2 separate regions of the Homo sapiens genome follow, and region 1 is linked to region 2. Evidence: read pairs that join two places in POLR2A ChIA-PET (ENCODE). Cell type or tissue: HepG2. All regions are shown on one strand. Links, peaks and the distances in the headings refer to the core of each region. The heading gives the core; the rest is flanking DNA.

What was found. Peaks named below come from ENCODE experiments on the same cell type or tissue, not always from the same donor. Only the 100,000 strongest peaks of a DNase experiment are listed, where the experiment ranks them.
Region 1: POLR2A ChIA-PET joins it to region 2 with 6 read pairs; 2 of 35 experiments call an interaction of 5 or more read pairs at or near these places.

The regions. Positions count from the first base shown.
Region 1 is chr2:18,828,799-18,834,184 of GRCh38, forward strand. The region is part of intron 4 of LOC105373456 (a long non-coding RNA gene); the gene reads left to right. Among named protein-coding and RNA genes, the nearest start is that of LINC01376, 200 kb to the right of the region's middle. In HepG2, for the core only: no CTCF peak of the experiment used is centred there; a DNase peak (open chromatin) is centred at 2,353.
Region 2 is chr2:18,887,316-18,892,701 of GRCh38, forward strand. The region is part of intron 4 of LOC105373456 (a long non-coding RNA gene); the gene reads left to right. Among named protein-coding and RNA genes, the nearest start is that of LINC01376, 140 kb to the right of the region's middle. In HepG2, for the core only: no CTCF peak of the experiment used is centred there; a DNase peak (open chromatin) is centred at 2,446.

The DNA.
Region 1 (5,386 bases), core at 306-5,305, 58 kb before region 2:
CAAATTCTGAATAAAATTTATTTATATCATTTATTGTGAGATGCTGTTTTTCTTCTCATTTCCCACTATTTTTCCAATAATTTTATGGAACTTTTATTACTGGAGGGATATATTAAGATGCCTTTAGCATTGTGAACCTTGGATTCTTGCTTAGGCAAGGCCAATCTCTAACACATACAAAACCATGTCACCTGCTAGAGTTTGATATTGTATGTTTACATATGTGTGTGTATGTAAGTGTGTGTGTGTGTGTGTGTCTCTTTATAAAAGTCACTAATGGCTTTTCAATGGGTGAATAACTTCAGCTATAAATATTTCATTCATAAGATTACTCATGTGATACAGAAGACATGTGGTCTTGTAGCAAACTTTTAGCCAACTGAGTCCAGATCAAAGTAAATTAAAGAAACTGCTACCTATTTAGGAGTTTTAATGGTCAGCTAGGAATTTCCACTCTGTTACCACCTAACAAACTGAGATTTCACTTATGTGAAGTGACAGGAATTTCAGGGTTTTATCCCACTTAGGAGATCTTGCCAAGATTGTCTATGTCCCCTGGGCTCGAGACCAAAATACATAATTAATTCTTTTCCTAGGCCTGTGGGAGTACACACGACTTGTCATAAAACAAGCTACTGGCATTCTTACACTTTCAGGGTACTTGTTTCACTAGGAAGACTGAAGAAGAAGCTATTAGTAGAACTATGTTGATCTTCTTTCAGAGGAGGGAAAATTGAGCCTCAGGGTGAAAAGGAGAAGGTTCAGAAAGAATAGCTGATATGTCTGCGATAATTATGTTTACATGGGTAAGAGGTGTCAAAGTGACATTACTCATGAGACTGATTTGAACAGAATGTTGCAAATCACTTTCAAGATTTTTTTTGGACTTCCTCATATTTTTGGAGGTTGGAGTCAGGATTACTGGCTTTGGTAATTAATCCTTCCCAGCCTGCATTCTTTGCTACTGAGCATAGGAGTGATTCAGGGGCCCAACCTGCTAAATCAAGATAATGTTTGACCTCTGGAAGCAGAAGCCTCTTCCTCACTTAACCGGAGAAACTAAATCTAGGAGTACAATTGGCAAAATCAGCAGAGTTCATATTTGAAGAACTAGAGAGGGAATTTAGAATATCTATTTTGGGCATTTGAGGGTATTTTGAGAGTATAATATAAAAAGTTATAAACTTGGAGGAGAAAGTTGGGCTGTTGTGTGTGAGTACTGACACAAAGTCCTTAAAGAACTGTCATATTTTCTAGGAATCATTTATTTCAACATAAGCTTATTAAAGTCGATCTTTCATGGCTGCTGTGTTTGAATGTTTATTTGCCAAGTAAGGCATTATGTTAATATCACAGCTATGTATAAAGAAATTCCATTGGTTTGGTTTGGCCAGAGCCAAAATATTTGTGAGATTAATTTGCCCAAGAGACTATCATTATCATTGTGTTACTTTGCAATTAGTTATAAGGCCTTTAGACAACCCTTCTGCCTCTAGCAGGATGATGTAGATAAAAATGATGACTTTGGTTTTTGTCAACAAGTGGGAATAGGATAACTTTTCTTTTATGAAACCAATTAAGTTTTATAAAATGTAGAAGGCCAGAGTGGGCCCTTTTTCAAGAGTTAGGATCAAAGGGACAGTGTTCTTTAACACCATGGGCACTGACACTTTGCACAGAATAAAGTCATCCCTTGGTATCCATGGGGATTTAGTTCCAGGATTCTTGTGGATACCAAAATCTGTGGATGCTCAAGTCCCTGACATGAAATGGCATCATATTTGCTATAACCTATGCACATCCTCCTATATTCTTTCAGTCATCTCTAAGTTACTTATAATACCTAAATACAATGACATACTATGTAAATAGTATAGTTGTTATACTGCATTTAGGGAATAATGATAAGAAAAAAATCTGTACCTCTTCAGTAAAGATGCTTGCATCCTTTCATTTTTTTCAAATATTTTTGACTTGAGGTCAGTTGAATCTATGATGTGGAACTCACTGATACAGAGGGCCAACTGTATATACTTTAAAAAATATTCGAGTGAGTAAATGAAATTAAATGGTGATTTTCTGTTGTGTTAAAAAGTAATTTTGTTAGTCATTCAAACAGCGTAAACTTGAGATTTTTGAGACTAGAGAGAAGGAACATTTTGATCAAGTTTGTCATTGTATTTTTGTGACTCCACAAATATTAAAGCTTTCCTATTTATTTGAGTTTAAAGATCAGTCTGAGGTGGGATGAGCCCAGAGGGGAAGAAACATCTTCTGTTTTGAAAAACAAACAATGCATTAGCTATTTTCCCTGTTCACTGCCACCCCACATCTGGCCTCACAGGGCAATCTGAGCTTCCTCTTATCATGGCCCTTATCACTCTGCCCTGTAATCATTGGGTTACTTTGGCTGTACTTCTAGATTGTGCATGCCTTGAGAGCAAGGCTTAACTGTATCACCTGGCTCTGTATTCCCAGAGTCCACTTAGTGCCTGGAACATACTAGGAGCTCAAAAATAGAAGACTGTATGAAAGATTAAATAACAGAATTCTCGAAGTGCTTTTGAACTATGGCGTCCCTTCGGTCCTTGTGTGTGTGGTGTGTATCTCACCCAAGATGTTACCTCATCTAATTGTGTTTTTTCTTTATTATGTCTGGTTTAAATTTAATTTGACATTGACACACACATGCACACACACAAACTTGTACCACATATACACATACCACAGCAGGTACGCACAGCATATATACTGCCTGATTTTTAGGCTTTAAAAGCAAAACTCACAATTTCCAGACTCTTCCTTATCAGCAGTCAAACCTTTCTGGTATCAGACACCTGAACTCTCTGTCAGTGAAGTTGTAACCTGCAGGCCATCTTTAGACTTTTGTTTTTTAAGATTCAGCTTGAGAACATAAACATTGTTCCTTAGTCTCAAATTCTTCACTGAATTACACCTTCTTTCTATGGCAGTTTCATTCTTGGGCAACTCTCAGGAGCTTTGTCTTTAAAGCCTATGGGTTTTGGAGACTCAGAGAAGGTCAGTAACACTCAACGGTCAAGACCAAAACAGTTTTCCTTTAGGGAAACTTTAGTGTTTGCTCATTTTGATGTCAAAAGCCCTGGCTACAGAGGGGGAAAATGCAAGATGGTTTTTCTTCCTTCTGTGCTATAGCACAGCATGCACTTTACAGGGAGGATTTGCAAGTTGTTTAAGGTCTAAAATATTTGCTCCCTGCCTTTCTAGTACACGTGTTTGAGGCTGAGAATCTTATCAGCAGATAAGGGCAGAGAGGCTGCCATCCCACATTCCACAGACTCACTTCCAGATGGTTTGGAGACTAAGGGGTGAAAAACTCAAACTCTTCAATCAAGCCAAACAACCCACACCTTTATTGCCCCATTTGTTCAGCAGCCTGTCAGGGGGCTCCTAACATCTCAGAATCAGCCATGAGGGCAGCTGTTTAATTAACTCTTCAAGGCACATTTTGGTGGGGGCAATTCATTTTTTATGAAAAACAAATTGAGAGCTCCAAGGCTTTTTGTTCTTCCTCCCCCCCCACCCTCCCCGCTTTAGTGGTTACTGTTATCTGGAGCTTCTGGCTCAGTCCAAATAGCAACAATGATTTCTTTTTTTTAAAGCCATCTGATCTTTTGTTATTTTTTTTTCTTTTCTTTTTGTTTTCCTAAATCAGTCTGGCTATCTGACTTGAACATGGAGAGATTTCTTTTCCTTGGTGCCAGGAAATGATGGTATTTTTCTGGACTGTTTTGTGTTTTAGTTGTAAAAATACCAAAATTGCAATATTAACTGCTTATAACAGACACAAGCTTTCACATTGCTTTTTCCCAGGTTAAAATTTGGTTGTGAATCATTTTTGGTCTACTTAATTCTAATATAGATTTCTTTGAGAACTTACTGCAAGATACCTCTATGTGCAGTACTAAGGAACATACAGAAAGAGAAAAGAAGGTCCCTGGTCTTGAGAAATGTACGCTCCTACTTTCTGAGAAAATATATAACCACATTTTTATTATTTTAAATTTGTTTGAAAATATTTTTTATTTAAAGAAGAGTGCAAAGATACTACACAATGCTCCCATATACACTTCTCCTGGCTTCCTCTGATATTAACATATAATATAGTTATACAACCATGATATCAATACAAATAAATTAGTATCAACACAGTACAACTAACTAAACTATAAGCTTACAGACTTTAACCAGTGCTATGGTCTGAATGTTCATGTCCCTTCAAAATTCATGTTTTGAAACCCAACCCCTAAGGTGACAGTATTAAGAGGTGGGGGCTTTGGAGGTGACTAGGTCAGGATGGCTCTTCCCTCACAGATGGGATTAGTGTCATTCTGAAAGAAGCCTGAGGGAGCTGCCAACCCCTGATGTTCTTTTGCCATGTGAGGACACATAGAAGGTGCCATCTATGGGGTACAGCCCTCACAAGACACCAAATCTGCTGGCACCTTGATCTTGAACTTCCCAGCCTTCAGAACTGTAAGTGATCAATTTATGCTATTTATAAATCACCCAGTCTATGGCGTCTTGCTATAGCAGCCCAAACGGACTAAGACACCAAGTTTTTCCGCAAATATCCATTTTCTGTTCCAGGACCCAATCAGGATCCCACATTGCATTAAGGCATCATATCTCCTTCATCCCCTCCAATCTGTAACTGTTTCTTGCTCCCTTCTTGTCATCCGTGACCTTGGCCTGTTTAAAGGGGAGCAGTCAGGTGTTTTGTAGAATGCCTCTTTGTAGTTGTCCTTTCAGTGCCTATTGTGAATCAGCCTCTTTCAGAATGCTGTCTGAACACAAAGTGCAAAGACTTAGAATTATATGGATTTAGAGTAAAAGCTAAAGTATCACCTCATTTTTAAAAGGTAGAAAATGAGATCCAGAGAATTAAAAAAAAAAAAAAAAAGACTTGCCCAGAGTGGGACAGTTGACTTGAGCTAGAATTAGAATTCAGGCCTTCTGACTTTCAAGGCAGTGTTGGAATTATGTCCCTTTCCTATTTCTGGTCCATAGTAATTTAATTCTGAGGAGAGTCTGACCTTCAGAGTGTGCTCCTATGATGCCCAGAGACAGGCCCCTTGTGCTTCCTGGAGCCCACAGCACGGAGTCCCTGTTGCAAGCACTTATGGAACTGAATTAAATTCTACTTCAGAGAATCAAAATGCTGGGAATGGCTAAAGAGGGTTCTTTTAGATAAGAGCTAACACTGCTGAGAGAGTTAAGAACTGAAGGTCTGAGTGAGGTCAAGAAACATATGGCCATATTGCCTGGAGCAACCTAAAATGGCACTGGCAGGGCCATAGCTTTTGGGCAAGAGGCCTCGGACAGCTTCTTGAGCAGTGGGCAATGC
Region 2 (5,386 bases), core at 130-5,129:
TAAGTTTCAGGGCTGTTTGATTGCCATTCTTTCTTTTTTTTTTTTGAGACGGAGTCTCGCTCTGTCGCCCAGGCTGGAGTGCAGTGGCGGGATCTCGGCTCACTGCAAGCTCCGCCTCCCGGGTTCACGCCATTCTCCTGCCTCAGCCTCCCGAGTAGCTGGGACTACAGGCGTGAGCCACCGCGCCTGGCCGATTGCCATTCTTTCTTTAGCACCTTGCCCACAATGGGCCTCTCCTTCTTCAAAGATAGTGCTCCTTTGCTATCCAACCATAGTTTGCTTAGTATGCCATAGAGTCTAACTGGATTCCAAGAGGCTTGTACAATGAGTTTATGCATACTTCTTGTATCTTTTCAAAGAAATAATCATTATGCACATCTGGCTCTGGCCCAAGGTCTTTGAAGCTAGGTGCCTTTTTTGGCATCCTCTCTTACTGTCATTACCATTTTATTTCTCCTAGCGGCCCTTATTTATACATTGTGGTTTGGAGTTATAGGTGTTCCATAGACTCATCAAAATAGCATACCTGTTTCTGTTTTATGTTCTCCTCGTTTGCTTCAGTCCATTTTATAGAGGAAAAAGAAAAAGAGTTATGTTAACTTTTTCGTCTAAAAACTGGAAGAGCAAGTGGCTTATGCCTGTAATCCTAGGACTTTGGGAGGCTGAGGAAGATGCTCTTGAGCCCAGGAGTTCAGGACCAGCCTGGACAACATGGTGAAACCCTATCTCTACAAAATAATAATAATAATAATAATAATACAAAAATTAGCTAGGCATGGTGGCATGTGCCTGTCGTCCCAGCTACTTGGGAGGCTGAGGTGGGAGGATTGTTTGAGCCCGGAAGGTTGAGGCTGTAGTAAGCCATGATCACGCTACTACACTCCAGCCTGGGTGAGAGAGCATGATCTAAAAAAAAGTAACAAAATAGATAAAATAAAAAATAATAAAAACTGGAAGAAGCCTCCTAAGTAATGATGCTGTGGCCACGAGGAGCTGAGTACCATCATGTGTGGTGGCCCATTTACTAAGAGTGATACCAACTTCAGGGCCTTGACTCAAGGTCATGTCCTCCAACTCCTAAAAAATATTAGATGGAGATAAACATTATAGTGATGAGCTCTTCGAACTGTGTCTCTCACTCAAGGCAATTCTTATCCATTATCCTTTATTCAGGAACCACGTGTATAAGTTGAGTACAAATTATCAGGCTATAGTCATTTGAAAATGTTAGTCTACTTGTATGTCCCTTGAAGATGATCAGCCAAGTCGCAAGGTAAACGAGCAACACTCTAATAGTCTGGCCTTTTTTGTTTGTTTCTTTATGCATATTTATTGTTTTGATGTAATCTTTGTTGGTTATTTAGAGCAGATATGATCACCATACCCCAAGTATTCTGAAACACGTGAGTCTCTCCCATGGACATTTGTTCTATTTCATTGCATTGACTAGGGACTACCTAGGGACAGGGTTGAAGGTTGTGGTTATGTAAACTCAGATCCTTCATCATGTATATTCCATCTGAAGACAGCAATTAGACACATAACTAAAATACAAAGAAAGTACCTAATCACTAACTTGTAGAGTTATGTGGTTTAAATAAGAAAATTCCCTGGTAGGTAGAAAACTGCTAATATTAGCTGTTTTATTGATATTATTTTCTATCATCATCACCATCATCATCAGTGCAAGGAGGTAGTAACATAATTCTATGAATTGACAGAGGTGGAAGAATTTGATTTGCTGCTAGATTGATTCCATGGATATTGACAATGACCGCAAATATGGTCCTTGGATAAAGGATAGATAAAGGATAGGTCCTTGGAGAAAGGAAAATCATTAGTGGGCACACAGGGAGAACTGAAAGTGGAGAAGCAGGGATGTTTATTGCGCTGCTTTGTCAGGGTGCATTGTGGCAAAAAAAATCAAAACAAAACAAAACAAAAAACCTGTTTCAGTATTGGGGCCTATGCATTGACCTTTTGGTTCTGTCTTATTCTCTCTAATTAGCTCACTTCAACTTGGTGTGTTTTCTTTAGCATTGCATTTGGCATCAGCCTGGTCCCAGTATAACAATTTTGAGAGGATGAGAGACATGGATGGAAATAACCCCTCTAAAGTTACTATGACCTTCTCCCATAATGTATTGTAATGTGGTGGTAATGATAGGCACACTAGCTTCTGTACTTGAAGTTAAAAGAAAATTCAGTTCTGTTTTCTTTTCACCATCCACAAACTGTTATTTGTAATAACAGAGGGAAGAGTTTTCTATAGCTAGCCTGTCAGTGGTTCCAAACTGGAAATAACATCCAACCACTAACTGCTGTTTAATTTTTTTTTCTTTTTACTTTATTTCATGTGTAGCTATGTTTGCACAGCAGGGCGGCAAACATCTGAGGAAATGTCACTTGGAATAGCAAATAAGCTAGCAATGCCATTGTCTCTGCCTAAGGTTTTACCTTTGGTGTGTGTAGTTCTTATTTACTTTGGTGGGTTAATAGCCCCAGTTCACCAGAAAGACTTAATTTAAATAAAATGAAACCTGCGGGAAGATGAAAGGTGGCAAATGGCACTACTTGCCAAAATGTCAATTTCATGCTTGTGGTACTTTATTTCTCTAGAATGGGAAGCATTTCTAAGAGAAACCCATCACCAAGAGCATTGTTGGCTGCTGAATGACTGAGGGCAGAAGAAGGGAGTCCTGGTGAGAATTCAGCACAGGGCGGGGCCTGCAGAAGCCTAGATGCTCAGTGTATAATCTTTATATGTAACTAAACCCCAGACAGACTTCTTGTGTTTCTGAGGGATGCTCCTGTTTTCTCTCAGGGATTTCTATTTTGGGAGGTTGGCACAAAGAGACGTCAGTGGATGTTGGCAGAAACCATGTTTCTCTCCAGCTGCTCCAATGGAAATCAACATGTTACCGTGAGTCATATTTTTTCCTTTGCCAGTAGGGTTTTATACACCATCATCCCTACTCCAAGACATGCCTAGTGACCAGGAGCAGGAGGAATTCTTGGACCTCTGGGAGTTCATGGCCCTCTCCTTAAAGGAAGGGCCCAAACTCAAAGAAAAAGCTAGAGGTTAAGACAGAATCATACTACTTCCCTCCATAAAGTTGATAGTTTTCTCGTATCAGGGGCAGGATAGGGGCACAGATAATGGTATAGGGGTTCTTTTCTGGCACCTTGTGTCATATTATTTGCCCTTTTCCTCTCCAGCTAACTCCTTGTACCAGAGAGAAAAGCAAAGCATTTAAATTTATGAGTACTGATATAGTTCCAAGTCAGCATTTTAACTACTTTGCGTTTCAGTTTACACATCTGTAATACGTGAATAGTAACCACTTCCTCAGAATTGTTGAGAAGATGAAATTAGATAATTGAGTTTAGTGCATGTAAAATGTTCCCAGCAAAGTTCTGCTGGAGGTAAGCCTTTTTAGATCCAAGATTTTCAACCTAAGATTTACCTCCAGAAGTATTTTGCTGGGAAAATTTTACATGCACCAAACTCAACTGCTGTATTCATGATAGTAATATTTTTTCTTTTGTATAATACCTTTCTTCAAAGATACAACTAAGTATATAACAAAAATTCAACTCAGATATATTTCGTTACCCATCTTTCTTTATGCAAGCATGTACTTTCTTCCTATGATTTACTAGGCATAGGCATAGGCATAATGACATTTCAGAATTATGCTCGTTACCATGATGGCAACAAGGCTGGATGATGTAGCATTTAATCAGGCATAGTTCTGGCCTTTTAAACAGCTCACAGTCTGATAATATAATTTAATAAAACTATGTGTAATTCAAAATAAACTAGCCAGAGTAGGGTGGAGGGGAGTGGTGAAGTAGGATCAAATAGAGTTTTTGAAGGAGCTAGTCTTTTGGATGGGCCTTGAATTACTTGGGGGCAATACATGTAAATATGTAGATATAGGAAGGAGCATGGAGATTTTGGGGAGTAGGTAAGTGGCTGGATACACAGGGCATTTATTCTTTAGGTCTCTATTGAATTTTAGTGAGCATTCTCAATGAATGAGATCCATGAATTGAGACTCAATCAGAATTTTGAAATAGAAGGAATCAGTGAAAATGCCAAATCTCTAGTAGTCATTCTGAGTTACTTTACCAATCACCAGTGCTTGACTTAGACCAAAGGACACAGGTTAGCCTATGTCCCAGATAAGGAGGTTTTGCTAACCTTACGCAAGTTTATTAGATACGATTTAAGTGGGTAGACCTGGAGATCCACAGTACACATTTTAAACCATTTCACTGATATTCAGAAGGTGATTTAGACAGGTTTGAAAGAGTTATCAAAAGAAATCAGATCAATCCTGCCTATCCTAGAAGTACTTAGAAACCCGAAGAAAGGAGCTAAGATGACAGTTCTTTTCTGAAAAATGCAGAGAGAGGCTATGCATTCTTTGGTGATGTGCTCCAGAAAAATGTTAACAAAAGGATGGTTTTTACTCTTAAACCATCAACTGATTTTGGCCTGCAAAGCACCAGATGGCTTGCATTACTTGTAATGTGCTTTGGTGTGTCTCTGATGATAAATATGAAGGGTCCTTTAAGATATACAGAAATATTAAGCAACTAAACATGCTTTTTCCCCTCCCTTTGAAAATTTAAGGAGTTGAAAGAAACATAAAGGCCTTTTAAACACAGGAAAAGTTATGTATGGTTAGATCAATTTTGCTCCCACTACAATAAGCCAATGAGGACCTCTCCTTAGGGGAAAGAATAATTAAGTTTGAGCTCCAAAGGTCAGAACTCTAGCCTGGCATAAGAAAACAAAACCGAAATCACTTTTCACAATTCAGCCTCAGTTCTCGGTTTGTGCCTCAATGGTATCTCACAGTTTTGTTTGTTTTGTTTTGTTTTTCACCAAAAGTCATCATGTAGCAAGACAGGTTTTTGTTTTGTTTTGTTTTGTTTTTTTCTTGCTGTAAGCCAAGCATATTCTTATCACCAATTCTTCCCTTACTTATTCTGGGTGCAAAGCCTTTCATAGCCACTCTAGTTAATATTGATGTCTACTCCCTCTGACCTCCTAATTCCAAGTCTCCCCCATTACCCAACCACCCTACTTATGAGCTGAAACCCAATGCACAGAGCTTCTGGGGTGGGTGGTCTTTAAGTACAATCTAATCTCATAACCAGTGATATATGTGCCCTGTAAATACCTTATTTAATTGATGCTGTCTTCCCTTAACACGAAGCAGAGAGCCTGGTAAAAAGTGAGAGCCCTGCAATATTTTCTGTTTGGTCACTGTGGCCAATGGGCTACACTTAGAAACCACCGCTTTGTTCAACTGAACCAGATAGCATATGACAAAGAGTTTTCCAGCATACTCTCCTAACTTGACCTGCCTCA